Linked DNA regions of Mus musculus: all the other regions are linked to region 7. A link is a loop called in an ENCODE intact Hi-C map of the cell type or tissue named here. Cell type or tissue: heart. All regions are shown on one strand.

Region 1 (4,000 bases), 230 kb after region 7:
TAGATATTTTGTTTGTTTGTTTGTTTGTTTGTTTGGAAACAAGGTTTCTCTGTGTAGCCCTGGCTGTCCTGGAACTCACTCCGTAGACCAGGCTGGCCTCGAACTCAGAAATTCACCTGCCTCTGCCTCCCGAGTGCTGGGATTAAAGGCGTGCACCACCACGCCCGGCGCTGTGGACATTTTTAATCCCAATCCAGGGTTTCTACCCCGCTTTTGACCAGTTATTTCCTGATAAAAGATATACACAACCTTAGACTCAACAACTTTTTATTGAATTTTTGTGATTTTCCCATCATGCACCCCAACCCCACTCATCTCCCGGTCCCTGTGTATCTGTCCCCTGCCCTTATAATAAATAGGGAAATAAAATAAAATAGAATAAACAAACCTTGTCGTGGACGCTGCAGTGTGCCACAGTGTCACATGGTACATACGTCTGTCCACACTTCTTGTATGTGTTCACTGCAGAGTCACTGCAGAGTCACTGGTCTCTTTTGAGGCCTCTGGCTTCTGCTATACCTTAACACTGTCAAGTCTCGAATTGAGGGTCCAGAAATAAGCATCTGAATTGATAGCCTATTTATTTATTTATTTATTTATTTATTTATACAGCGCATGAACCCCTCGGCTTCGCTTGCTCTCCCATCTCTCCATCACACTTTCATCCATCCCAGTGGCACCGGCAGCAGGGTGTCACTGTCCTGGCTTCCACGGACTATTATTTTTAAAGTTTTCATTAGCAATATTAATTATATGTAATAATGGGTTTAATTATAACACTTTCATGGTGCATATAATGTATTTTTATCATGTTTACCTCTATTAACGCTTCTTTTTAAACAGGAAAGATTAAAAATAACAGAAAATCAATTTACCAGTTCAGAATATTGCTTACTCAACGTTCCACCTGGAACCTTGGATCCTGGCTCCATCTGAAGTACTTAAATAAATAAATAAATAAATAAATAAATAGGCTATCAATTCAGATGTTTATTTCTGGACCCTCAATTGTATATAAGTGTCCTTTTGCCACCTGTTCTTTTTGTCATTGTTTCAGGATTTTTTTTTCGGGGGGGGGGGAGTTGTTTATTATTGTCGATTTGGTATTTGTTTTTGTGTTTTGTTTTTTGTTGTTTGATTGGGGTTTGTTTTGTGTGTGTGTGTGTTGTTTCATTTTTGAGACAAGGTTTCACTCTGTAGTCCTGGCTGACCTGAAATTTACCATATAGAGGATCACCACTCCTATCTGCCTACCTTTTTTTTTTTTTTTTGAGATTGGGTCTCATTACTAGTTCTGGCTGAGGCTGTCCTGGAACCTGTTGTATAAACCAAACTAGGCTTGATTTCTTGGAGATCTGCCTGTCTCTTCTCTATCTACTTCTACTTAAAGCATTAGGTAACCCAGAGGCTCCACTTGAAGTCTGTGTTTTTAATCACACTCTGTTTAGATTTTGAGACAGGGTCCTTCTCTGAGCCTCTGACTTCTATCTGGAAGGATCCTTTTGTGTGTCTACCCTCCTCCATCAAATCCTGGGGCTGTAGGCTCATACCAAGGTGCCTGCCTTTCTACATGGATGCAAGGACCCTAACTTAGGTCCTTATTCCTATGCATCAAGTGCTTTACTAAGCCATCTTCACAGCCCTTACTGTACTCTCCTTTCTTTTTTTTTTTTTAAGATTTATTTATTTATTATTTACATGAGTACACTGTGGCTGTCTTCAGAAACACCAGACGAGGACATCAGATCCCAGATGGTTGAAAGCCACCATGTGGTTGCTAGGAATTGAACTAAGGACCTCTGGAAGATCAGTCAGCGCTCCTAACCGCTGAGCCATCTCTCTAGCCCCTTACTGTACTCTTTTTTTTTTTTTTTTAAGATTTATTATTATACATAAGTACACTGTAGCTGTTTTCAGATGCACCAGGAGAGGGCGTCAGATCTGTACTCTTAAAAAACAAACAAACAAAAAAAACCCTTTCCTTTTCCTGGATTTCATCCTCCCTTATCCAGTCAATTCATTGTTAAAGCCAGGGTGGGAAGTGGGAGGGTATTTGAGTTCTAGTGACTTGCCCAATAGGAAATGAAGCATCCAGAGTTAGTTCTTTCTAGAAATTGCTGGGAGTGGGCGCCACCTGGTGGCCAAGTCTATGTAATGAGGCAAATGCTTAGGGCTGCTGGACTGAAGTAATTTACAAAGTATCAAAACTGTTCAGTCAGTACACAGCTTGGTTTTTATTTTTTAGATATTTTCATTAGCATATAGTGACTATACAAAACAATGGGCTTTGGTGGAGCATGTGGCTCACACCTGCCATGTCAGTACTCAGAAAGCTGAGGCAAGAGATGGCTGCAAGTTCAAGTTCAGCCTTGGGGAATCCTGCAGAAGATGGAGAAGAAGGATTATAGGAGCCAGAGAGGTCAAGGACATCAGGAAAAACCTACGGAATCAACTAACCAGGGCCCAAAGGGGCTCTCAGAGACTGGCATGACAACCAGGGAGCCTGCATGGGACTGACCTAGGCCTCTGCACATGTGTAACAGTTGTGCATCTTGGTCTTCATAGGACACTGCTAACAGCAGGGGCAGGTGCTTTCTCTGACTCTACTGCCTAACTTTGGGACCCTTTCCTCCTACTGGGCTGCCTCTCTAGCCTCAATAGGAGAAGATGCACCTCATCTTATTGCAACTTGCTATGCCAGGCTAGTTGATATCAATGGGATGGGGAAGGGGGAAGGACTTGGAGGAGAGGCAACAGTAACCAGAGATTGGAGCACCCACCCAACAAAGACTAGACCAGAGATCGACATCAGGAAATACCTGAAATATCCTAACTCCAGATGCCTAGATCCCAGCGTGAAACCAGGAACATGAAAAGCCAACACAATATGCCTTCACCAAAAGCCAGTAACCCTATTCCAACAGGCCTTAAGAAAAGCACAAGACGGGGGCTGGCGAGATGGCTCAGTGGTTAAGAGCACCGACTGCTCTTCTGAAGGTCCTGAGTTCAAATCCCAGCAACCACGGTGGCTCACAACCATCTGTAACAAGATCTGACTCCCTCTTCTGGAGTGTCTGAGGACCGCTACAGTGAACTTACATATAATAAATAAATCTAAAAAAAGAAATGGCTTTTCTTATTAAAAAAAAAAAAAAAAAGAAAAGCACAAGACAAGGACTTCAAAATAGCAATCATGAATATGTTCAAGGACCTTAAGAGGAATAGATCCCTAGTGAAGTCTCTGAAAAGACAGTTGAATGAAATAAAACAATTCAAGACATAAAAGTTGAATTTAACGAAAAAAAAAAATAGAATCACTAAAGAAAACTGAAACCAGGGCTGGTGAGATGGCTCAGCAAGCCAGTAAGAGCACTGACTGCTTTTCAGAAGGTCCTGAGTTCAAATCCCAGCAACCACATGGTGGCTTACAACCACCCGTAATGAGATCCGATGCCCTCTTCTGATGCATCTGAAGACAGCTACAGTGTACTTATTTATAATAATAAATCTTTGGGACAGAGCAAATGGGGTTGACCAGAGTGAGCAGAGCTCCTAAATTCACTTCCCAACAACCACATGAAGGCTCACAACCATGTACAGTTACAGTATACTCATATACATAAATAAATAATCTTTAAAAAAAAGAAAAGAAAACTGAAACCAAAATAAAACTAGAAATGAAAGATTTAGGAAGTCAAACAAAATGCTCACGAGTAAATCTCACCAATGGACTATAAGATGGAGAGGCCAGGTATAGTAGTGTGTACCTTTAATCCCAGCATTCAGTAGGCAGAGGCAGGTAACTCTCTCTAAACTATAAGCCAGCCTAGTCTACATATGCAGTTCCAGGACAGCCAGGAGCAACATGGAGAAACCCTGTCTCAACAAACAAACAAACAAACAAACAAACAAACGAATTAAATGAGAACACAGCATTTCAAACCTCCCGGGACATAGTGAAGGTGGTCCTAAGAGGTAAACTCATATAGGACTACACCAA
Region 2 (4,000 bases), 540 kb after region 7:
GGTATCACACAGAAGGAAGACTTGGGAAGAGGAGGGGGTGGTGTGCCAGTTGGAAAGACAGGAACCAGGGAGGGGGTTCTTTTTATAACATGTTCTCCTTTTTATAACTAGCCCACTCCTGCGAAACCTGTACCCATCACTTCATTTGCGTGGGACCTCACCTCCCAGGAGACCATGCCTACTAAAGGTCCTGCCACCTTTCATCACTATGAAAGTTTCCAGCCCATGAACCTTGTGGGACACATCCAAACTGTAGCAGTCTCCCTGTGTGTCTGACTGACTAGCAAGTGCCACTTTCATGAGCGTGCTGACACGGGACACTGCACTGTACATTCTGGTGAAATTGATTGTCCTAGGACTTAAGCAGAGCTTCTCTATTTCTCTGGTTTCTGAGCCCCAGAGGTGACACCAGCCTCTAAAGAGGACCCTTTTCAGAGCCCAAGAGGGAAGAATGGATGAGAAGACTCATTCCTGCCTGTCAGTCAGCCCCGTGGACTTCCTGTGGGCAGCTGAGGCTTTCTTGATTTTGGCAGCACGTCCAAGCTTAGATGACTCTGAGAGAGGGTTCCGGGTTCCCAGAGCTGGCTGGGTGGGTGGGTAGCAGGTGTGATGACTTGGTAGAAGGCCCTTGGCCAACTGCAGGTAGTCTTTGAGGGAAGGTCCTCGGGGTTTTAGAAAGCAGTGTGCTGGCAAAAAAGTCTGGTGTAACTCCTTGCGTTTAATTTTCAAGGGATGGTCATGCTCGCAGCAGCCTCATTTTCTTCCTGTCAATCAGTGGGCCAGGGCTCCAGCTTCCCATTGTCTTCACCTATTTAGACAGGTGACTTTTTTTTCTTGTGGTTGCTGGGATTTGAACTTAGGACCTTTGGAAGAGCAATCGGTGCTCTTAACCACTGAGCCATCTCTCCAGCCCTAGACAGGTGCCTTTTGTGTGGTTAAAAAAAGTGTCACTGTGTAGAGCAGGCTGTCCTAAACTTGCCACATAGGCCAGGCTGTCCTGGAACTCACAGAAGTCTGCCTGCTTCTGCCTTCTAAGTACTAGGATTAAAGACAAGAGTCCCTAGTTCCTAGTTGATGGCTTGTTTCTTTGTTTGTCAAGACAGGGTCTCCCTGTGTAGCCTTGGCTGTCCTGGAACTTCCTTTGTAGACCAGGCTGCCCTTGAACTCAGAGAGATCTGCCTGCTTCTGCCTCCCCAGTGCTGGAACTAAAGGTGTATGTCACCACTGCCCGGCCCTAGTTGATAATTTTTAATACAACATCTAAAATAGCAATAAGGGGTCAGTGAGATGGCTCAGTGGGTAAAGGTGGGGCCAGTGTTTGATTCCCGTTACTTGCATGGCAGAAGGAGAAAACAGATTTCAGCAATCTGTCTTCTGACCGCCATATGACCCAATGGGGCACACATGCACTGTGGCATGTATGTATATGCCCACACATGTACACACAAATGCTCACACACACACCAGATGAATGAATAAGTAACAGGTAAACAAATGTAAATTAAAACGATTTTTAAAAAAGTTTTAAAAATCCACCCTTATTTCACCTTATAGTGATAATTGTTTGCATATCCTTTCCCTTCTCAGTTTTCAGATTTTGTGACAGTCTCCTGTGTCCCACCCAGGTCTCAAACTTGCTGTGTATCTGAGGACAGTCCTGAACTAATCTGCTTTCCAAGTGTTGGGCCCACACCACAGGTGTCGCTGACAAACATTTTTATTCTGCATCATACATAGTGTTAGCCTGCCATCTAGCGGCTTGGGTTGATGAAAAGGTTCCAGCAGCTTGAAGGAGATAGATGCCTCTGAGCATATTTGGTAATTCCTTACAGGATGAAATGGATGGTCTTGAGCAGTCTAAGATGCCGTGTACAGGGCGTGCCTAGCATCAGGAGGCTCTGGGCTCTGTTCTCAGAACTGTAAAATAAACCAATAAAGGAAGATGCTGTCAGTTCAGTACAGGCTGGGTTGTGTGAGGTGGGGTCATGACTCGGAGCAAGTTTTCTATTATAGTCACTTAAGGATTGACGATCAGTGGCAGTTGGTGTGGGGAGTAGCAGTGGCATGCTTGGTATTCTTTCTACTTCTTTCTTCAGTTATAAGACACGGTCTCACTATGTAGCCCTGGCTGACTCTCTCACCTACTTGTTTTTGATGTCGGATACTTAATTTTTAAGTTTATTTTATTATTATTTTTTTAGTCAGGCTCTCATGCATCCCAGACTGGGCCGCAAGCTCACTATGTAGCTGAGAATGGTCTTGAATTCCCTGCTTGCCTTCCTATGTGCTGGAATCACAGGTGTGTCTACTACACCCTATTCATATTGTGCTGGGGCTTAAACCCAGGGCTTCGTGCACGCCAGGGGAGCGAGCACTCTACCACTGAGCTACCCAGCATCTCAGCTACCGAGGCTCTCGGTATTTCAGATACTTTTAACTGAGCAAAGTGAGTTTCTGTTTGGTAGCTCTACACAGTTCTTCAGACATATGAATTTTTTTTTTTTTTTTTAGTCTGGTTGTATTTCTGGGTTATGTGCTGGCTTCGTCCAGCTCTGTGGAATCCTTAGATATTGCTACTGATCAAATTTGCACAAATCATATTGCTAACTCAAAACTGAGTAATTCAGATGTGCCATGCATACATCCCCTCAGCCAGGAGGCCTGCCTAACCGTTGCCAGGCAAAACAGGCGCAGGGACCTCTGAGGTGACAGAGAATGGAGGTGCCTTTATTCCCTCTACTTGGAAGGACTGAATGTAAGACTGTGAGGGGGCAGGGGAGTCTGGAAGCGATCTCTACAGATGCATCACTGTGGCAGCAATGGGACATTGTTCAGGGGACACCTGAGCTGTGCTGTCCAATGATCACTCTGTTAACACACTGCAGCTCTTGGTTGTTTCACTGAGCTGGTCTTTTTCCGAAGTTTACCATCATGTGACTCCCTCTGGCTGGCTCTCTGTGCTGCTCCTGTCCTGTGTCCAGTGGGTGGGTTTCAGTGCAGACTGCTTGCTTGCCACTTGGCATGAGTTCCCTGAGATGAGAGGCCTGTAAGATCTGTCTTTAGGTCAGTTTATAGCTTATCCCTGAACATGGCTGTAGTTCTGTTTTATTTGTTTGTTTGTTTGTTTGTTTGTTCCCTTGGGGTGTCCAGGCACTGCCACACATTAGGTGGGGGAAGGATGGAGCGGAACCAAGTCCAGTGGTCTGCTTCTTCCCTTGAGATGTCAGGACCTGGGCTGGAGAGATGGCTCAGCCGTTAAAGGCTAGGCTCACAACCAAGAATATAAGAGATGTCAGGACCCGATGAACAGGTGGATCTGCAGGATCCTGGTCTGGCAGTGAGTGCTGTGGGGAGGGAGTCTCCTCTGAAGATTCCAGTGCTGCGGCTCTTCAGTGTTACAGCTCTTTTAGAAAACATTTCTCATAGACAGTCGTCAGTGAAACAGCTTGTGCACATACATTTTATTCTGGGTGATGTATGGGCTATGTATATAGAAGCCTTAGAGAGTGGGAAGGTGCACTTCTTAGGGTGATGTTTCATTGGCTGAGGTTGAAGGTTCTGGGGACACTTCATTTGCATGGAGAGGCATTCCATGAAGCTGGACCAAGGATCACATGACATTCCTCTGGCAGAAGATTTGGGGGTCAGATCAGGCAGAAAAAAGGAAGCCCTGCTAAGAAAAGGGAGTCCTTCATTTTGCGCAGAACTCAGGAAAGCTGTCCAGACATTGTAGACTACAATCATAGCCCATGGGTGCTCATGGGACGCGGCATGGCATGTCTGTTGGTGACTGTTGTGCTTTGACTATAAAATGCCCTCCACAGAGTCGTGTTTTAAATATTTGGTTCCCGTCTGGTGGCACCATTAGGCACACAAGCATATATACGCACTGTCTAAGTTAGGGTTCTATTGTTGTGAAGAGACACCATGACCATGGCAACTCTTATAAAGGAAAACATTTTTTGTGGCTGGCTTACAGTTCAGAGGTTTAGTCCATTAT
Region 3 (4,000 bases), 67 kb after region 7:
GCATACTCCTGTGTATTCTTGACCCCACAGACACAGCCTGACTGGCATATGTTCTAAAGGTTGACTTAGAATTTCTGTTGCTGTGAAGAGACACCATGACCACAGCAACTTTTATAAAGGAAAACATGAAATTGGGGCTAGTTTACAGTTTCAGAGATTTAGTTCGTTATTGTTTTAGCAGAAAGCATGGCGGCGCATAGGCAGACATAGCTGAGAATTCTATGCCTGGATTGGAAGAGAGAACAACACTGGGCCTACTCTGAGCCTCTGAGACCTTAAAGCCTGCCCTCTGTGAAAAACTTTCCCTAAGACCACACTTCCAACAGTGCCATACCCTGTGAGTCTGTGGGGGCCATTTTCATTGAACCACTACTATACATCTTCCATTTTTGTTTCATTTTTTGGTGAAATTTAGTACATATGGTATTTTTGTTGCTGCATTTTTTCTTTTCCTTTTTTTCTAATTTTTAAAATAAAAGTACAAAGCTGGAGTGATGGCTGATAGGTAATGGTGTCTGCTGTGTGCCGTGCTTGGTGATGATCTGAGTTCAGTCTGAAGAACACACATGAGAGAGGAAAAGAGAGCCGACTCCCACCAATTGTCCTCTGACCTCCACATGTGTTCAGTGACGTGTGTGTGTGTGTGTGTGTGTGTGTGTGTGAGTGTGTGACTGTGTGTGTGTGAGAGAGAGAGAGAGAGAGAGAGAGAGAGAGAGAAACCAGTTTATGTCATGAGTTAGCCTATGTGCATATACTTCCAAAATTATAGAAATAAGCACTGTTTCAAAGAGTATCATTAATTCCAATCCAATGTAATATAATCTGATATTTTTGTATAGTCTAGTTCAGCCACAGTGAGATCAAGGCCAGGCTAAGACTGTCAGAAACAAAAAAAACAAAGATGACCTAACTGAGGGTAGAAACACTGGTGGTAAGGTCAGTCGGCCTCCTCCTCGGCTGTTTTCCTTAGAAATCTAGATTTTCTTTGGTGAGGGGAAGATGGGGTTGGATTTTCAAGACTGGGCTTCTCGTTGTAGCCCTGGTTGTCCTGGAACTCATTCTGTAGACCAGGCTGGCTTGAAAATCAGAGATCTACCTGCCTCTGCCTCCCAAGTGCTGGGACTAAAGGTGTGCGCCACCACCTGATTTTCTCTATTCTATTCTTACTATTTTGAGTCCTTCAGAGAAAAATGTTGAGAAGCCACAAGCAATCTCCCATCTTCTCACCTTTCTTGCCTTCTATACATATCTTTCCCACCCATGAGTGCCAGCCTTCCTGCAAGATTTATCTTAGAACTCTGTCTAAGACTCTGTCTTTTCCTCTAGATTGCCCTGCTTTTATTGGCTGTTCTATACTGTCAGTCTGGTTCCATCCTGTCAGCTTGTAAGATGCTGAAGGGCTTTGTCTTAAAAAACAAAGTACAGCTTTTCTTGTGATATCAGTATTTGCCTAGACCTCACTCTGGATCTCTTTACACTAAAGCTTGAAGCAGTGGTCTGTAATCTCCCTCTTTTGTCCCATTTTCTAAGCATTCTGAACTCCATTCCTCCCATCTTCACCTAAGCTACCCTTACCCCAGGACACACAGCCTCTGTCCTCCTACAAGACTGGCTGCCTTTACTTCTGTACTCACAAGGGCACAGGATTCTCAGTGCTTAGTAAATGTAGGTTTTGCTAGACTAGATTTGTAGAAATTCTACCTAATCCAAACAAATAAATCCAAGTACCTGTGTTGTTAGGAATATATAGGAAGTTCACCAATAAAGAGTGAACAAGTTCCCATTCTCCCGCTGCCTCTTCTGCATCAGACTCCATCAGACTCCTGAACCATACTGACAGGAGCATGTTATCCTCCGAGAGGCTCCACCCAGCAGCTGACTCAGACAGATACAGACATCCACAGCCAAACAGTGGAGGGAGCTTGGGGACTCTTATGGAAGAATAGGAGAAAGGATTGCCACCTCAAATTGGATAGGAACTCCACAGGAAGACAACAGAATCACCTAACCGGGGACTTTGGGGCTCTCAGAGTCTGAACTACCAACCAGAAAACATAGAGTTGGACCTAGGCCTCCCCGCTCATATGTAGATGTGCAGCTTGGTCTTCATGTGGGTCTTGAACAACTGAACTGGAATGGGGGCTCTCCCAAAAGCTGTTGCCTGCATGTGGGGTATGTTCTACTAGCTGGGCTGCCTTGCCTGGACTCAGTCAGAGAGGAAGTGCCCAGATCATAGACACTTGAAGTGTCAGGGTGGGGGAGATATCCAGCCCACCCATCCCCCTCAGAGTAGAAGGGAAGGAAGGATTGTGGGAGGGGGTGACTGGGAGGGGAGCAGTGAGCAGGATGTAAAATGAATAGGTTAAAAAAAAAAAAAAAGGTTAAGAGCACTGACTGCCCTTCTGAAGGTCCTGAGTTCAAATCCCAGCAACCACATGGTGGTTCACAACCACCCATAATGAGATCTGACGCCCTCTTCTGGTGTGTCTGAAGACCGCTACAGTATACTTAGATATAATAATAAATATTAAAAAAAATTTTTTTTTAAAGTCAACAAGTTCCAGTGCCTTAAAAATAAATTGAAATACAATAAATCAAGTGAAGTAAAATATCTTTACTAAAGGCTAGGTATCTAGCTCAGCGGGAGAGCACTTGACTGGCATGTGCAAGGGCTCAGTTCCTAGCACCATAAAATAGAATAAACCTAAAGTATAATGTTCAAGGACTGCTTTTTTCCAGACAGTGTATGGCTGGGCATGGCAGCCCACACCTTTAAGTTCAGCACTTGGGAGGCAGAAGCAGGTGCATTTTTGTAGGTTCAAGGCTAGCTTGGTCTACATAGTGGGTTCCAAGATAGCTAGAGCTACACAGAGAGACCCTAGTTATTTAGTTATTGATTTATTTATAAACAAATAAATGTAACTTAGGTAATTATTTGGGCCTTTCATTTTGGAGGGTTAAAATATATTTTCATCAAGTAAGTCAAATTTATCTTTTTTAAAGTAGATTTTATGTTAATTAACATAATTGTGTATATGCTGAGATATCTAGAATGTAACAATCAGATTGGGATAATTTGCCATTTCAGATGTTTATCATTCCTTGTTACTTCTGTTACCACAATGTTTATAGTTGTCTATGTCAAAAACATTGGCAAGAAGTTACTATTTCTCATTTCCTTCATAAGTTTAAATACACAAGATTTATTCATGTATGTATACATGCTTGAGTTTAGTTTTTTTTTTCCTTTTTTTAAACAGAATCATTTCGTGCACCTATGTTTTCTTATGGAATAGATGGAAATGGTTTCTCTCTTGGATGCAGTAAAAATTGGAGACAAGTCTTTGGTGATGAAAAGAAATATTGGCTAGTTCCAATATTCTCAAGGTAAGTTACAAAATGTAGGGCTCAGTGGTAGCCTCTGCCTCTAGATAAATATTTTAAGTATACATAAAATTATATATTTGCTTTTTTAAAAATTAGGTACAATAAGTATACATTTGAATGGAGAGTAGAAAAATAGAAATAACTTTTAAAAAGCTCTTCAAAATGAAATTAAATCACTTTTAGGGATATATGTTTTTATAGATTACAGAACAGAAATAAAGTGTGTGTATAGGTGTTCTCTCTTTTTTTTTTCTCTTTTTTGGGGCGCAGGGGGCGTTTGAGACAGGGTTTCTCTGTGTAGCCCTGGCTGTCCTGGAACTCACTCTGTAGACCAGGCTGGCCTCAAACTCGGAAATCCACCTGCATCTGCCTCTCAAGTTCTGGGATTAAAGGCGTGCACCACCACTGCCCAGCTCTCTCTTTTTTTAAAGGTTTGTTTTATGTATGGGTACTCTATCTGCATGTACACCTGCGTGCCAGAAAAGGGCACCAGATCTCAATCTAGATGGTTGTGAGCCACTATGTGGTTGCTGGGGAATAAACTCAGGACCCCTGGAGGAGTTCTCTAACCTCAGAGCCATCTCTCCAGACCTTTTCTTTTTAAAATATGAGG
Region 4 (4,000 bases), 55 kb after region 7:
ATCCCCACATCTGAATAATAAGATGTCATTGGTCTGGTCCAGTGAGCTAGATGCACTGGACTGACTTCACAGTGTAAAAACCTTGTGACTGTTTACCCGTGGAGGTGCTTACAGAATCTCAAAAGTTACCTGATGTTTCTAGGTTGCCTCATAAGATTTAGTTATAAGGGAATATTTTTAAATTCAGTAAAATAATGAGAAACTAGAATCACAATTTTTCTGTATGAATTTTCGTATGCTTGCTTCCTAGATGTGTTCTTAAGATGGATCATCACTGTCCATGGTATGTATGAAAAATAGTAGACATTGCCTAAACCAAGGGGGCCAGGGTTGGGCATCAGAAGCAGGAATTGAAAATGATTTTTTTTTTCTTAGTAATCCCTTTTTTAAAATCTCGTGATGCTGTTTTTTAACTCCAGAGTCCCAGCACATTCTAAGCACGTGCTCTGTACAACTGAAACCAACCATACACCCAGCTCTAATATTCCTATATTTGATTCAGTTCAATTATTTATATTTGAGCTCAATTAAATTACTAATATATACATAAACATACACACATGTATATATAATAGGGATCTATATTTTTTTCTTTAAAAATACCTTCTGATAAATACATAATTCAGATGTTGATATGTTAAAAGTTAACATTAGAGTTGCAAAATTTATATGTTAATTTAAAACATATCCATAGTTAAGGTAGTGTGTTTTCTACTTTTTGTTTGTTTGGTTGGTTTTAGTTTTGGTTTTTCGAGACAGGGTTTCTCTGTGTAGCCCTGGCTGTCCTGGAACTCACTTTGTAGACCAGGTGGCCTCGAACTCAAAAATCCACTGCCTCTGCCTCCTGAGTGCTGGGATTAAAGGCGTGTGCCACCATGCTGGGCTTTGTTTTCTATTTCTTACTTGACCTATTGCCAAGTAATGATGACATAAAGCTTTCTGGTCCTCTTTTTCCTTCCTATGACTAAAAGGCAGACATTAATCTACTGTCTTAGCCATGTCTGTGAGGTTAGTAACATCAAGTATATTCCTACTTCTGTAAGCTGCCAGAATTTCCACATCTCACAGATGAGACAGCTTCAAACGTCCTTCTCCCACAAGCCTGAGACCACATTTGCATTCTGATTCTGTGCTTATGCTTTGTCTTCTTTTTATAATGTTACTTTCTGTATTCTTCCAGGGTGAATAACTGTGTGGGATTTACTAATTACAAATTCTTCATGCTGTTTTTGTTGTATTCTCTACTATATTGCCTTTTTGTGGCTGCAACAGTTTTAGAGTATTTTATAAAATTTTGGACGGTAAGTCTTTTTTTTTTGTCTTAAACATATGTAAAAGATATGTATTTGAAAGAGTCACTTAGTACTTTTTATAAGTAGATCAGATTAGATTTTATAATGGTGCAGTCAGGACTATACTTTCCTTCATATAAATTGCATGTGTACTTGTAAATACGTGTTTATTTCATAGACTACAGGTGTCTCTGTGATGCAGATTGCCAAAAGAGCTGTTTTAAAGAGGTCACTACTTTCACTTGACTTGATAAGGCTCAGAATGATATCCTTGGGCCAGACTAATACTTGCTTCCTGTTTGCATACTTTTTAAAAAAGATTTATTTATTTATTTATTTATTATAAGTACTAAGTACACTGTAGCTATCTTCAGACTCACCAGAAGAGGGCATCAGATCTCATTACAGATGGTTGTGAGCCACCATGTGGTTGCTGGGATTTGAACTCAGGACCTTCAGAAGAATAGTCAGTGCTCTTAGCTGCTGAGCCATCTCTCCAGCCCTTTTTCTCAGAATTTAAAAAAAGATTTATTTTTATTTTGTGCATTTGGATGCTTTGCCATATACATAGATGCACCAGGTATGTGCCTGATTCCAGCAGAGGCCAGAGCAGGGTGTCAGATCCTCTGGAAGTAGAGTTACAGGAGATTGTGAGCTGACATGTATGTTCTGGGAGTTAAACCTGGGTCCTCTTCAGGAGCAGCCAGGCTCTTAAACAGCTGAAATGTCTCTCCAACCCCAACTTCTCAGATTTTTTAAAAATAGCAAGTAGTTGAAAATAATCAAATGTTTTAACAACAAGGGACTAAAGTTTGATTTATCTGTGAGAGGAAAGCATACAGAAACAAGCACCCAGTAGGGCGGTAACCGGGAGTGACCTCTGGACTATGCTGTGAACAAGGAACAAGGCATACGGGAGTGCAAATAGTATGTGATGGTGTCTGGGGAAAAGTAACCTGTGAGTGTGTCCTGGCCTCTCTGGAAATGTTAGAGAGCTGCTGACAGTGCTCTCTGCTCAGAAGGGCCGACAGGAGAAGAGACCTGCTGATTCTTGTTCTCTTAGGAGTGTTAGGTACCATTGCAAATGCTTATCTATTCAGAATATGTGATCAAGTTAAAACCTTTTTAATTTGTAAATTTATATTCTTGAGGGGAAAATAACTACAAAAGTGTAAAAAGAACTCTATCTTAGAAGTAGTTATTAATAACATTTTCTTGGTATTTGATTTTTATATGTTTATGTGCTATTGATATAATTTAGAAGTAACTTTAAAATATATATTCTACCCTTTCATTAAATCTTTAAATATCTGGATATACTTCATCTATTTTGCCCCCTGGTGTCATCATTCCCATTAAATATAGGCTCAGTCCTTACTGTCACACTGCTGAACCCAGTATCCAACCTTCAGTTGGTAATTACTCTGAGTTCTTGTAGAAGCAGGCAGATCTATATAACTATATATTCTTATAATTTAAACTCTATGAAGGCAAGAAATTTTTTCCTTTTCATCAGTAGAACATCTAGGATGTTACCTGGCACCCAACACAATAGGTGTTTAATAAATGTTTGCTGAATAGTAAAATAGCCAAAGGAAGTTAGCTTAGGTTGCTCTTTCAATTGTGAAATCTGGAATAATACTAACTGCACAGAAGTGATAGGTTAAATTAATGTAAACATGTTCCAAATGAAAAGCATCCAGTAGATGTCTGTCTGTCTGTCTGTGTGATGGTCTTAAATTAGCCAATCTAATCTAGAACTCACCATGTAACCTAAGCAGGCAGTCCTCCTGCCTCAGCCTTTGGTTTTATTTTTCTCATTGTATGTCTCAACCTATTCCTGTCCTAACCATGTCTGTGTCCTGATGCCATGTTTTTATACTCCTTTTTTAAAGTGTAGCTACCGCCTGTTGACTTACAATCAGAGTACTTAACTTTGTTAACTCTGCACATGTAAGACTGTGCTTATTATTCATAGCCATATCTTTTTATGAGCTCGATCTTTTGTCTACTTTTTCTGATTAGTTTTATTTTCAAGATTTATTATGTGTATAGTCTTCTGGCTGCATGTACACCTGCAGGCAAGAAGAGATATCAGATCTCATTACAGATGGTTGTGAGCCACCATGTGGTTACTAGGAATTGAACTCAGGACCTCTAGAAGAGCAGCCAGTACTCTTAACCTCTGAGCCATCTCTCCAGCTCCTTTCTGATAGGTCTTTGTTTCCATAGAAAAGATACTGATCTTTATTCATGATCTTGGTATAGATGAGACTTTCTTTAGTAAAATATAGACATCTCCAGCGATAAAAACAAAGTTCATAATTTAGGCAGCACTAAAATTGGCACAGTTTCTCCTACCAGGAGCCACTGTGCATCTATAGACCTGTACTCTGTTGGCTGAGACAGGTTTGCCTGGGCCCAGGCTGTAGACAGCTTTTGCCACATAGCACAGCAAAATCTCCTGGGTGAAAGGCAGCCACAGTGTTCATGCCTATCGTAGTCAGGGTTTCTATTCCTGGACAAAACATCATGACCAAGTAGCAAGTTGGGGAGGAAAGGGTTTATTCAGCTTACATCTCCAAACCACTGTTCGTTGCTAAAGGAAGTCAGGACTGTAACTCAAGCAGGTCAGGAAGCAGGAGCTGATGCAGAGGCCATGGAGGGATGTTTCTTACTGGCTTGCTTCCCCTGGCTTGCTCAGCCTG
Region 5 (4,000 bases), 85 kb after region 7:
TCAGGAGGATCAATTCAGTCCATAAGTTCAACAACCTACACAGACCTACTCAAAAAAGTTGTGTGCACAGGTGGTGGTGGTACACACCTTTATTCCAGCACTTAAGAGGCAAGAGGAAGGCAGTTCTCTATGAGTTTGAGGCCAGCCTGGTCTACAGAGTGAGTCTGACAACATCTAGGGCCACACAGAGAAAACCTGTCTTGAAAAACAAACCAACAACATTAAAAAAAAAAACAAAAAACCAAAAACGGTGTTTTTAAACAAACTTTAAAAAAAAATTGCACTGTTTGTATCCATTTAGGAGTTCCAGGCTAAGGTGGGCAATATAGACGAGCTCAAAAAACCAAACAAACAGAAATTTTCCTGTTAACAGTTCTAGTAAACATCTTTACTTCACACGTCCACTCACAGAATCCAAATTCTAAAAGAAAACACTCTTCTTTTGGGAAATGGTCTCATCTATCTCAGGCTGGCCTCAAATTTGCATGGAAGTTGACCTAACACTTCAGATCCTACTTCCACTTACAGAATGCTGTGAAATCAAAGGCAGGCTCTATTCTAGAGCAGTGGTTCTCAACCTCCCTTACACTCTTTAATACAGTTCCTCATGTTGTGGTGACTCCAACCATAACATTATTTTCATTGTTACTTCACAACTGTAATTTTGCTGTTATCATAATACAAATCTCTGATACTCAGCCTCATGAAAGGGTTCTGCAACCACCACAAGGGGTCATGCCCAACAGGTTGAGAATGGCTATCCTAGACAGAAAGTAAGAAAACACCCCTTGTACAACAAAGCTCTAGCCAAGTACCTCAGCCTTAAGACTCATCAGTTTGTAGTTTTACAGCATTTAAATCTAAAAGGTGCAAGGTATGGTGGCACTTGCCTTTAGTCACAGCACTTGGGAGGCAGAGGCCAGTAGATCTCGGAGGTCAAGGCCAGCCTAGCCTATACAGCAAGTTCTATGGCTATATAGTGAGACAAACAAAAAAAAAAAAAACCCCACATTTTACAGAAGGGCAGGGAACCATGCCTGTAATTCCAGTAGCTAGGCACAGGGAGGGCTGCTGCAAGCTTTAGGCCAGAAAAAATAAAAAACAACCCTGAAAATAGACCGATTATGCACATATGGAGCCTCAAACAGTCTCTTTTGGCCTTCTGAGTCTAGGTCTTACTAACTACATCAGCAAAGATTTTCCTGCCTCCACCTCTTAATGTTGGGATTACAGGTGTGAAACAAACGCCTAGGTAGGGTCCCAAGTATTCCGTATGAGACAACTATTAATCAATCATGTTTGCTTTAATAAGATACTGGTCGAAGGGGTCACACTGGTACATAAATTACATTTTCTCAGCTCCAGGACCAAGTAAGGATAGAGCAGTCCGGTATCCATAATCTTGAAGGGTTAGGACCATTTCTTCGAGATGTTGAGATGGTCTAGCTGGTCTGCAATGTATCTATGCTTAGGGAACTTGGAAGTGGCCGCTGCCTTGATGGCTTCAAAAGCCTGGGCCCGTCGCTCCGCGGCGTGGCCGCACTCCTGCTCTGCTGTCATGTAGGGCATGCTGAGCCAGTAGTGGTTCTCGGCCTCCACCTCCAGGCGACGGATCATGCTCTCCTTCGCTTGGAAAGACACGGTACGCGGCCGCCGGTGCTTCCCGATCCACTGCCTGCCCGGAATGCGGCCGCGGAGGAGGACAGCGGTGAGGAACATGGTGCCTCCTGAGGAAATGACACGAAAGCCGCGGTCGCTGAGCCCCGGACCCGGGAAGCGAGCAACCGGCGTGCCAAGCTTGCGCCCACATCCCGCGGCCGAATCCAGAGCACGCTCGGCCTCTCGCCGGAAGTGAGTGGCCGGGAGCCGACTACACTGCAGGATATGGGGGTGGGGGCTCCCCGAAAACCCACCTCGCGTACCAACCGGCCCGGGACACGCTCCCCTCGGCGCTCCGCGTCCCCCGACCGATGCGGCGGCGCGCTGCTTCCGGTCTCTCTGGGGCCCTGATGCTAGAGTTCCGCTCTCGCGAGAGACGCCTTCTGCGCCTGCGCAGGATTCAAATGTGTAGCGCGTTCGTTCGAGGGGACTGGAGGTCAGCAGTCGGCTCGGCGGCCCTCAGCATGAACCCCATCCAGAGTTTCCACTGTAAGCTGCGGGGTCTGGCCACCACGCTGGACAGCGAGACGGCCCGGCTGCTGAGAGCGCTGGACGGCGAGGACAGCGGTGAGTGGGCGCGGGCGGGAGAGTGCGGTTCTCAGCGGGCGGTGTCGTCCAAGGGGCGTAGCTGATCTGTGATGGAAACTGTGCGGACAAATTCTCCTTGTGGCCGCAGGCGAGCGGGTGGTTGGGTGTTTGTTAACAACATCCAGTGGCAACTGTATTAAGACGCACTAAAACCCTGTTTTCTGTACGTGTAAAGTCATTTCGTCTCACTCGAATGGGCCCCTATTGAAGCAAGCATCTGCATTTTCTCCACTAACACTCTATTTGAAGTACAAATACTCGGCACTGCTGTTTTTTTGTTTGTTTTAAGATTTGTTTATATATGTATATGAATGCTCTATTTGCGTGGATGCAGGCACGACAGAAAAGGGCAGCAGATCCCATTATACATGGTCGTGAGCCACCTTGTAGTTGCTGGGAATTGAACTTAGGACCTCCAGAATTGGAGCCAGTATTCTTAGCCACTGAGCCATCTCTCCCGCCTCTTGTTTTATTTTTTAATAATAAAATTAAACATCATTTCTAACTTGTACTAGAGATTTTTTTCTTTTTTCTTTTTTCTTTTTTTTTTTTTTCGAGACAGGGTTTCTCTGTGTAGCCCTGGCTGTCCTGGACCTCACTTTGTAGACCAGGCTGGCCTCGAACTCGGAAATCCGCCTGCCTCTGCCTCCCGAGTGCTGGGATTAAAGGTGTGCGCCACCAAGCCCAGCCTGAGATTTTTTTAAAAAGTTGCAAGGTCACGGAGTGGCGTCCGCCATGAATCCCAACACTCAAGAAGCTGAAGGAGGTAGATTTTTGCGAGTTCCAGGCTAGCACCTGACCAATCAACCAGGCTTAGTGAGACCCTGTCCAAAAAAAAAAAAAAAAAGAAAGAAAGAAAAAAAAGAAAAAAAATCGATGCAAAAGTAGTTCAGATTTTGAGATTATCATAAAATGTCATAAATGTAATCTGTCTCGCACCCAGTAGGTCGAATGTAGTGGCACTTGCCTTTAATCCCAGCACTCTAGAAGGCATAGGCTGGCAGATCTCTGAGTTTGAGGCCAGCTTGATCTACAAATCGAGTTCCAGGACATCCAGGGATATACAGGAAACCCCTGTTTTGAAAAACAGAAACAAAGCAAAAATTGCACCCCGTAGACACAGATTCCTCTTACTTATAACTAACTCTCCATTTGGAAATGTTTTGGAGACTATAAAAGTAACATGTACTGTAGGAAATTTCAAATACAGAAAAGTAAAAAGAGTATATGTATTTTCTATTTAATTCGTAACAGACATCACTTACTGTTGTAGCTTTTTTTTTGTAACTGTTCTTATTTTAGGGAATTAAAATATGCTTTATTTGTTTATGTTGTTGAGCTAATTCGGCATACTATACTAAAGTTCATTAGTATTTCAACTGTATAAAAGTTCTTTTCACCAAGTGTTTGTTAGTCTGTAGTCTCACTAAAACATTACCTCTGCACAAACTTCATTTACTTTTTGTTTATTTGTTTTACAAGAAAATGTTGTAATAATTCTTTAATAAGTAAAAAAAAAAAATACAGGGAGTATTGCCAGCGTCTTCACTTTCAAAACTGTTCTGACTAATTTTATGTCAATTTGGCACAGGCTGGAATGGTCTGAGAGTGGGGAGCCTCAGTTGAGAAAATGCCTTCATAAGGCTGGGCTGCAGACAAGCCTGGAGAGTATCCTCTTAATTAGTGAGTGATGTGGGTGGTGCCATCCCTGGGCTGGTGCCCATGGTTCCATACGTACAGGTTGAGCTCATAA
Region 6 (4,000 bases), 100 kb after region 7:
CTGCACATGCTGGCCATTTTCAGTTAATTTACATCTTTTGGTGCTGTGTGTGTGTGTGTGTTTGCTATGTTGTTTTTGAGAGAAAGGTCTCATGTAGCTCACCAGTGACCTTGCCCTTGCTCCTTAGCTGAGGATTGAGTGTGACCTCCTCACCCTCCTGCACACACCACACACCCACTTGTCGTGTTTCTGTTCCTGTGGAAGGCACCCTGTTGATGAGATATTCCTAACTCTGCTGTCTTCATTAACTTGAGACTTAGCACGAGTTAATGGACGCTCAGCCTACCTTGGATGTGGGATGGAGCGTGCATGTGTGCAGACAGTGTGCACGAATGTTCCGTTCTGAGCTGGCTTTCATGCCTAGCCAGGCTAGCCTTTCCTCCCATTGCTCCTGTACTCTCTACCTTAGCACCTAAAATCTGCACTGGTTTGAAACTTCCCATTGTAGAGATCACCCAAGTTTGGTAAAGTTCATTAAGTTGAAAGCACTAATCTTCCTTAGGCCTCAGATACCTGGTCCCTCAGTCCAGCTCTCCTGACTCAGGCTTGTGCTGCTGAGGTGGGGTGGGGAGTCTGTCTGTCCATCTTTGGAGCTCAGCCTCTGTTCTATTGAGTTGTTCCAGTTAACTTAGATTAGTAGTGAAGATAGAAGGTTGTCTTCTGCATATGGTTTTCTTGATTTGGGGAGCATTCAGTCAGGAAGATGGGATCATTCAGGGTCTGCCTTAGTAGACTCCCAACAGAACTAATTGAATTTAAGAAAAAAAATTATAACATTATTATTTTCTTACCATAATTTAATGATTCATTTTTATTCTGTAGGTATCTATAGATTATCCACTATCAAAGCCAAATAGTTCATCAACTGATTTGGAAATTAAAGATTGTGTTCCGTTAATTTTAAATTCAGATGAATGCTATCAGAGTTTTGCAGAGCCCCCTTCTTCAGCAATTACTTCTTGTGAAAATTTTGCAACACCATCTCCTCCGAAAGTTACTGCGATTCCAGAAGACATTCTCCAGGTCATTTTCTAGGTTTTTTTTTTCCTAATATTTTCAAAATTATATATCTGTGTTAGAAAACTGCAATCGCATATAAACTGTCATATTTGCCATCATGCTTTGGGTATTGAGAAAAACCTTAAGGCTTTCCTGAACCAGTCAGAAGTTTCTAACTTGGTGTTAGTAATATTACTCTCCTGGGGTACTTTGTCTTGTAGCTTGTTCTACAGTGTATTGTTTCTGTTAGTTTTTAATCTGTAGTTGCTATATTAGCTATCGTCCAATTAAAAGTGGGAGTGTCCTTTGCCCTATAATTCTCCATAGCAAGGTCTCATTAATAACACGTGCCTGCATTTCTCAAACTGTCAGTGTGCAGGCACATAGCATTGATTCACATAGTATTAAAATATTTGACTGTGGAGTATGGCACCACCAGCTAGTAGACACTACAAGAGGACTAGTCTGACTCTAGTCTGCTTTATAGTGTTGAGCAGTTAGTGCTGGGGTGCAGCGAAGTCCTGTGTGACTGGGGTGCCATGAGAGCAGTAAACTGTGAGACATCTATTTTTAATTGTGTGTATATTGTGGGTGTGTAGGTGTGTACCTTTGAATGCAGGTGCCTGAGTAGTCAGAAGAGGGAGGCAGAGCTAGCGTTAGAGGCAATAGTAAGCTGTCCAAAGTCGGAGCTGGGAACTGAACTCTGGTCCTCTGTAAGAGCTTAACTGCTATCTCCAGTCCCACCACCTGACTGCTTGCTTTCTTAGAGGAGAAAGTAGGTAAGGAGCCACCTGATTTATGAGCACATGTGGGGGTTACTACTTCCTGCTGGAGGGCTTCTTCCTATGAGGGTACGGAAACCTTGTCTTTGTCTTAGTGGTTGCTTCTTTTTAGGGGTGAAACACTGGGGCTTGTGTATGGTATAGAAGCACTTGGCCACTTTGTCACCTGCCCAGTCCCAGGGACACCTTACACTCAGTGTGCTCCTTCCAGTTTTTCCTTTCCATGTTTTAATTGTGTAAGTTTATTATACATGGTAATGTGTTATTATTATTATTATACATGGTAATGGTTTTCATGGTGACATTTTCATATATGTACATAATATATTCATGTTTACAGATATATGCAAACACCCATTTCCTTCTCTTGTTTCGCTATTGCAGATCTCCTTCCCCTTCCCAACAGCGCCCTCTGTCTTTATGTTGAGAGAGACTCTGAAGGAGAGATGAGCATGACTGAGGGCTTGTTTATGAGTGGCTATGCCACTGGCGTCAGGGCTTCACTCTCATTCACTGTGTCTCGGTTCCCAAGGAAGAGCTGGGGCCTGTGAGCCTCCCCGTCCATGAGGGTGCTCACTTGCTGTCTACAGTGCACAGACTCACAGCTGCTGCATATATTCTCTTCAGTGCATTGGGGAGTCTTCCTGTCTTTTTTTTTTTTTTTTTTTTTCATCCTCATCAAGACTTAACATGGCTCTCGGGATATTTCCATTAACTTCAGTAAATGTGTCTTTAGACTTTAGACATCAAACTTCCATATGAAGTTAAAATCTTATATATTTTTTTTACTATTCAATGTCTGTGTGAATTGCTGTTGTTTGTTTTTGTTTTTTTGTTTTTTCGAGACAGGGTTTCTCTGTATAACCCTGGCTGTCCTGGAACTCACTCTGTAGACCAGGCTGGCCTCAAACTCAGAAATCCGCCTGCCTCTGCCTCCCGAGTGCTGGGATTAAAGGCGTGCGCCACCATGCCCAGCTTGTTTTGTTTTGTTTTGTTTTTAAGTATTGTAAGTAACCCTTAAGTTCATGGCTTTTCTTGAATGTTTCTAACACCTTGCCTATTTGTCATTGACATGACCTGATAAAAAGAAATGTGTTTTGTTTTAGATGATAACAAAGCACAGCTCAAACCTAGCTTCTCCCTTGGATGTTAAAGTGATGCCACGGAGGAAGGGCACCCGAGGCGCTGCCAACAAGGAAAACTGGTAACGGTGAGTAAGAACACACCCGCAGACTGTGCCCGTGCCTGGGTTACCCAAGACATTTGACAAGTAGGGTGAGAGTGGTGGCCAGGTCCCATTCCCTTCACAGTGCCATAAACCGACCCTGGGATCCCACATTCCCAGATAATTATAAGTCTGCTTGTGCAATAATGAACCCACCACTCCTAACACCCTCCATTTGAAATTTAACTTTCATTATCAGTTCTTGAAGTAGTCTTAGTGTATAACTTTGGCTGGCCTGGAACTTGCTACATAGACCAGGCTGGCCTAAAATCACAGAGATCTGCCTGCCTGCTTTGGCAAATGTCGCCACATAGCTTTTTTTCTTTTATAGTGTGTGGGTGTGTAAAGTATAAAATACTTAGCTACGATGTTGCCTTCTGTTCTGATGTCTCTTAATTGTCCTTACTTGATTTTGTTTCTGTTTGTAGGAATTCTACAGTGGATACATCCAATACAGAAGCTAGACAGAACAGGAAAGTGAGCTGGACTAAGGTTCTCAGGATTATAACTGGTTAGCACAGACCAGTAGAAGTGGAGAGAGGGCTCCTGCTGGCAGTCAGTCTTCTTTCTCCCAGTCTCTCTTATTTCATTCTTACGGGAATGTTTCCGTTTCACCGCACTGTGGTGGCCTTTCCAGCTTGACCACCCAGCAGATCCCGATTCTACCTGGAAGATTCTGAACACCTACTCTGAGCCAGAAGCCTTGGGAACGTCTTGATTCTGGAACTATCTAATGGCCTTTGAGCCCAAGATCCTTCTGATCCAAGAACAGTTAGAAAGTAATTCTCCAAGTTCATGACAGTGCTACTTGGGAGAGCTTTGTGCTGCAGCCAGGTAGGGAATGAGGAGCTGGTGTTCTGAAGAGTCCAGCTACAATTTTGAGAAATAATTGGCAAATACCAGTTGACTGACTAGTTTTGGGAATTTCTTTCTCCCAATACAGGGTTTCTCTGTGTAGCTGTGGCAGTCCTGAAACTTACTCTGTAGACCAGGC
Region 7 (4,000 bases):
AAAAAAAAAAAAAAGCAACACTTCGAATAAGTATACCATAGGATAAAATGCATCTAATACCTCACTACAAAATGGATACTGAAGAGAAAATGAAATAGCTAAGAATGCTTTTAAAACTAATACAAATCAATTGCAATGATAATAATAATAACCTGCCAGGCAGTGGTGGCACATGCCTTTAATCCCAGCACTTGGGAGGCGGAAGCAGGGGAATTTCTGAGTTTGAGTCCAGCCTGGTCTACAAAGTGAGTTCCAGGACAGCCAGGGCTACACAGAGAAACCCTGTCTCAAAAAAAAAAAAAAAAAAAAAAAAAAAAAAAAAACAAATAATAATAATAATAAAATAACATGTAACCAGGAGTTCAGGCACAATTCTATTGGAAGTGTTCCCCAGATAAATTAACATTTCTGAAACACTCTTGGGGGACTGACCTTTAGAATATGTAACAACTTGGTAGAAAAACAAGCAAAGAGGCTGGGCACAGTCAGAGGCTTCTATAACTCCAGCTATGTGGGAAGCTGGGGGGAAGATACACTTGTGTTCAAGGGTTTGAGGCACACCTGGGCAAAAGTGAGATTCTATGTGGGAAAGGAAAAGGGAGGGGAGAAACAAGGAGAAGCAGAGGGAATGGTGGGGGGGGATAGAAACGGGAGGAGCAAAAGGAGGGGGAGGAGCAGAAGGAGGGGAGGAGCAGAAGGAGGGGAAAGAGCAGAAGGAGAGGGAGGAGCAGAAGGAGGGGAGGAGCAGAAGGAGGGGAGGAGCAGAAGGAGGGGGAGGAGCAGAAGGAGGGGAGGAGCAGAAGGAGGGGAGGAGCAGAAGAAGGGGGAGGAGCAGAAGGAGGGGGAGGAGCAGAAGGAGGGGAAGGAGCAGAAGGAGGGGAGGAGCAGAAGGAGGGGAGGAGTAGAAGGAGGGGGAGGAGCAGAAAGAGGGGGAGGAGCAGAAGGAGGGGAGGAGCAGAAGGAGGGGGAGGAGCAGAAGGAGGGGAGGAGCAGAAGGAGGGGGAGGGACAGAAAGAGGGGAAGGAGCAGAAGGAGGGGAGGAGCAGAAGGAGGGGAGGAGCAGAAGGAGGGGGAGGAGCAGAAGGAGGGGGAGGAGCAGAAGGAGGGGAGGAGCAGAAGGAGGGGGAGGGACAGAAAGAGGGGAAGGAGCAGAAGGAGGGGAGGAGCAGAAGGAGGGGAGGAGCAGAAGGAGGGAGAAGAGGGAAGAAGCAGCTGATGACTGCATTCACCTTGAGAGGGGAGAGAGCACAAAGATTGGCCTGAGTCCCCAAGAAAGCTCTGAGCAGTATACAAATTAAGACAAGACACCAACCCATACTTACCAGATTGGCAAAAAGTAGGATGTGATCTAGGAGTGTTAGCATGGACTCAGGAAACAAGATCCCTGTGTCTGCTGGCTACACACTGACAATCTTAAGGAAACTTAGAGCAAGCCTGCCTCCTGGCCAAATGTCCCCAGAGAAACATGCTAACGGTCAGAGGGTGGCTCCAAGGGCTTCCTGTCAGGACTGCCTGCACCAGTGTCCACCACTAAAGAAATAAATTGTGCCAAGGAAGATGGCACTGAGTTAGAACTGAACAGCAGGAATATAAGTCCATGTAGTAAGCTGAAGACGCAGGGGGTGAGACCTAGACCGACCACAGTTTATGTAAATCAGCAACTAGAGCTACTGACGTGGCCCAGCAGATAAAGGTGCTTGCCACCAAGCCTGACCATCTGAGTTCAAGCCCTGGAACCCACCTGGTGGGAGGATAGAATACGGTCCTACAAGTTGTCCTCTGACTGCCACATACATGTGCACTATGGATCTCTTTGAGTTCAAGGCCATCCTGGCCTACATAGAGAGCTCCAAGACAGCCAGGGCTACATAAAGAAACCCTGTCTCCAATAAATAAAACTTCAAGAGCCTATGAGATAGTTCAGTGACTAAAGGCACTTGCTGTCAAGGCTGATGACCTGATTTCAGTCCTCGGGACCCACATATTGGAAAGAAAGAACTTGACTCCCAAAAGTTGCCTTGTAATCTCCACATGGCCCTCGCACCCATAAATAAGTAAAAATAAATACATAAATAAAATCTTAATTTAAATTACTTTTTAATGTAGGCACATTAAGAATCATCATAAGAAAGAATACATGTTCTCAAAATGTGGAGTTCAAATTGACAGTACAACCTCAGCCGGGCGTTGGTGGCGCACGCCTTTAATTCCAGCACTCTGGCGGATTTCTGAGTTCGAGGCCAGCCTGGTCTGCAGAGTGGGTTCCAGGACAGCCAGGGCTATACAGAGAAACCCTGTCTCGAAAAAAAAAGAGAGAGAGCGTGACACAGTACAACCTCGTCAGCACCGTAGGATAATTGAGACAAAAAGAGAAAAGTGATCGCAGTCTCAGTGCGGACGCTTTCAAAGAAATAGAATTCAACACGAAAGTCCCACAAGATGGCGCCCTTGCATCCCAAAACCATGCCCAGGCACCCGCACGGAAGAAGGTAGGAGCAAGGCAAGGACTGTCTCAAAGGCCAGTCTGAAAGAAAACACTGCAGGCAGCATGAACTGCCACGCCCTGGTGAGTATTCAGAAGACTGCGCCTGCTGCCCGCTGGTTGGCGACGGGCTGTATTTGAAGAGGAAGGAAATGAAGCCCGGGGCAGTTCCTTCCGAGTCTTCACCACCAGAGCTTTTCTGATGGCGGTGTGCCTTTGTTTTGGTGGAATCGATCCTCCTTCCACGAGAGTGAAGTGAGAGATGACGTTTTTTTGCTTACAGCATTCGGGTTTGCAGAGGATTTGTGAGAAGTATTTGATGGTGAGAAAAACACTAATTCTAAGGCCCAGAAAAAGACAAACTATGACTATTTTCTCCTCAAATATATTGAGTCATAATTTTATCAACTATCATTACAGCATCATTTCAGAGACTAAAATCTGGAAATCACATAAATATCCAGCACCATGAAGAGGGATAAGTAGATTATATGATTGAATTCTTGGCGACCACTTCAAGTGTGAGAGGGTATGCTGGGCTAGTCTTCTGTTAACTTGACACAAGCTTGAGTCACCTGAAAGAAGGGAGCCGCAATTGAGAAAATGCCTCCTTAAGATCCAGCTTTAAGGGTGTTTTGTCAATTAATGATCATGGAGGAGTATCAGGCCCATGTGTGTGGTGCTGTCCCTGGGCAGGTGATCCTGGGTTCTATAAGAAAGCAGACTGAGAAGTCAGTAAGCAGAACCCTCCATGGCCTCTGCATCAGCTCCTGCCTCCAGGTTCCTGCCCTGTCTGAGTTCCAAACCTGACATCCTTTGGTGACGAACAGCAGTGTGGAAGTATAAGCTGAATAAACCCTTTCCTCCCCAGCTTGCTTTTGGTCATGGTGTTTCATTGCAGCAATAGAAACCCTAATTAAGACAGTGTATAAATTAAGTTGCAGGATCCTGCAGATGGAAAAGGGATTGTCTCACTGTTCCAGCCTCCTTTTTCCATACACACTGGGCTCTATGATGCTAGGCAGCGACCTGGGGATGCTGGTTGCCTTTACCTGCTGGCTGGCAGCATCCTGACCTCTGCCCACAGTGAGCAGTACAAGGGAGGCTTCAAGCCTGGGGTTGGAAAACAAGCCCTGTGATATCTCCAGTCTCGGCCTGCATCCCTGCATCATCCCTGCAGTACCAGTCTCTGGCTGCTTTTTTTTTTTTTTTTTTTTTTTTTTTTTTTTTTTGGCAAGCCTAGAACCAACTCCATTGTTTGTGCTCTCCGAAGCCCCACTAGCCTTTTCCTCTGGGCATCCTTTCCTAATCGCGTAGGACTGACTGTTCCTTCAAGCCTCTAGACTACAATAACTCCAACCTCTTGCCTTTATGCTCAGGCCGTGAACATGATAGTTGCTTCCAGCAGGGATTTCTCTGTGTTACTCCAGTGCTCTCTCTGGTTAAAATTCCCTAATACCTATTTCAAACACTTCTTTTTCTTTAATCAAATTTTCTGTTATGCTTTTTAAATTAATT

What was found. A loop is a pair of places that touch in the nucleus more often than their neighbours do. Peaks named below come from ENCODE experiments on the same cell type or tissue, not always from the same donor. Only the 100,000 strongest peaks of a DNase experiment are listed, where the experiment ranks them.
Region 1: a loop joins it to region 7, with 5 times the contacts of the local background. A loop is called at or near these places in 35 of 42 quality-filtered maps.
Region 2: a loop joins it to region 7, with 2.5 times the contacts of the local background. A loop is called at or near these places in 7 of 42 quality-filtered maps.
Region 3: it touches region 7 in a loop (2.5-fold over the local background); 4 of 42 quality-filtered maps call a loop at or near these places.
Region 4: a loop joins it to region 7, with 2.2 times the contacts of the local background. A loop is called at or near these places in 8 of 42 quality-filtered maps.
Region 5: a loop joins it to region 7, with 4 times the contacts of the local background. A loop is called at or near these places in 13 of 42 quality-filtered maps.
Region 6: a loop joins it to region 7, with 7 times the contacts of the local background. A loop is called at or near these places in 12 of 42 quality-filtered maps.

The regions. Positions count from the first base shown.
Region 1 is chr14:57,678,248-57,682,247 of GRCm38, reverse strand. No RefSeq gene overlaps it. Among named protein-coding and RNA genes, the nearest start is that of Xpo4, 15 kb to the right of the region's middle. In heart, CTCF peaks have their summits at 1,885 (motif pointing right) and 2,112 (motif pointing left); a DNase peak (open chromatin) is centred at 2,127.
Region 2 is chr14:57,370,315-57,374,314 of GRCm38, reverse strand. All of the region lies in intron 2 of Cryl1 (crystallin, lambda 1), which reads left to right. Among named protein-coding and RNA genes, the nearest start is that of Gm41161, 4.8 kb to the left of the region's middle. In heart, a CTCF peak has its summit at 1,757 (motif pointing left); no DNase peak of the experiment used is centred here.
Region 3 is chr14:57,842,575-57,846,574 of GRCm38, reverse strand. It overlaps Zdhhc20 (zinc finger, DHHC domain containing 20), which reads left to right. Exons shown (of 13, transcript NM_029492.5): 9 at 3,261-3,387. Among named protein-coding and RNA genes, the nearest start is that of Mrpl57, 18 kb to the right of the region's middle. In heart, a CTCF peak has its summit at 2,493 (motif pointing left); no DNase peak of the experiment used is centred here.
Region 4 is chr14:57,853,911-57,857,910 of GRCm38, reverse strand. Zdhhc20 (zinc finger, DHHC domain containing 20) reads left to right here. Exons shown (of 13, transcript NM_029492.5): 6 at 251-283; 7 at 1,181-1,301. Among named protein-coding and RNA genes, the nearest start is that of Mrpl57, 30 kb to the right of the region's middle. In heart, a CTCF peak has its summit at 1,678 (motif pointing right); no DNase peak of the experiment used is centred here.
Region 5 is chr14:57,824,236-57,828,235 of GRCm38, reverse strand. Ska3 (spindle and kinetochore associated complex subunit 3) reads left to right here and starts at 2,073. Exons shown (of 9, transcript NM_198605.3): 1 at 2,073-2,226. The coding sequence starts at 2,124. Mrpl57 (mitochondrial ribosomal protein L57) reads right to left here and starts at 1,997. Exons shown (of 2, transcript NM_026401.2): 1 at 1,914-1,997; 2 at 1-1,727. The coding sequence starts at 1,719. The coding sequence ends at 1,411. In heart, a CTCF peak has its summit at 1,631; a DNase peak (open chromatin) is centred at 2,035; H3K4me3 peaks cover 2,646 bases; H3K27ac peaks cover 1,815 bases.
Region 6 is chr14:57,806,966-57,810,965 of GRCm38, reverse strand. It overlaps Ska3 (spindle and kinetochore associated complex subunit 3), which reads left to right. Exons shown (of 9, transcript NM_198605.3): 7 at 823-1,023; 8 at 2,888-2,991; 9 at 3,435-4,000. The coding sequence ends at 2,989. Among named protein-coding and RNA genes, the nearest start is that of Mir3077, 11 kb to the right of the region's middle. In heart, a CTCF peak has its summit at 2,187; no DNase peak of the experiment used is centred here.
Region 7 is chr14:57,909,219-57,913,218 of GRCm38, reverse strand. No RefSeq gene overlaps it. Among named protein-coding and RNA genes, the nearest start is that of Zdhhc20, 21 kb to the right of the region's middle. In heart, a CTCF peak has its summit at 2,445 (motif pointing right); a DNase peak (open chromatin) is centred at 2,528; H3K4me3 peaks cover 655 bases; H3K27ac peaks cover 566 bases.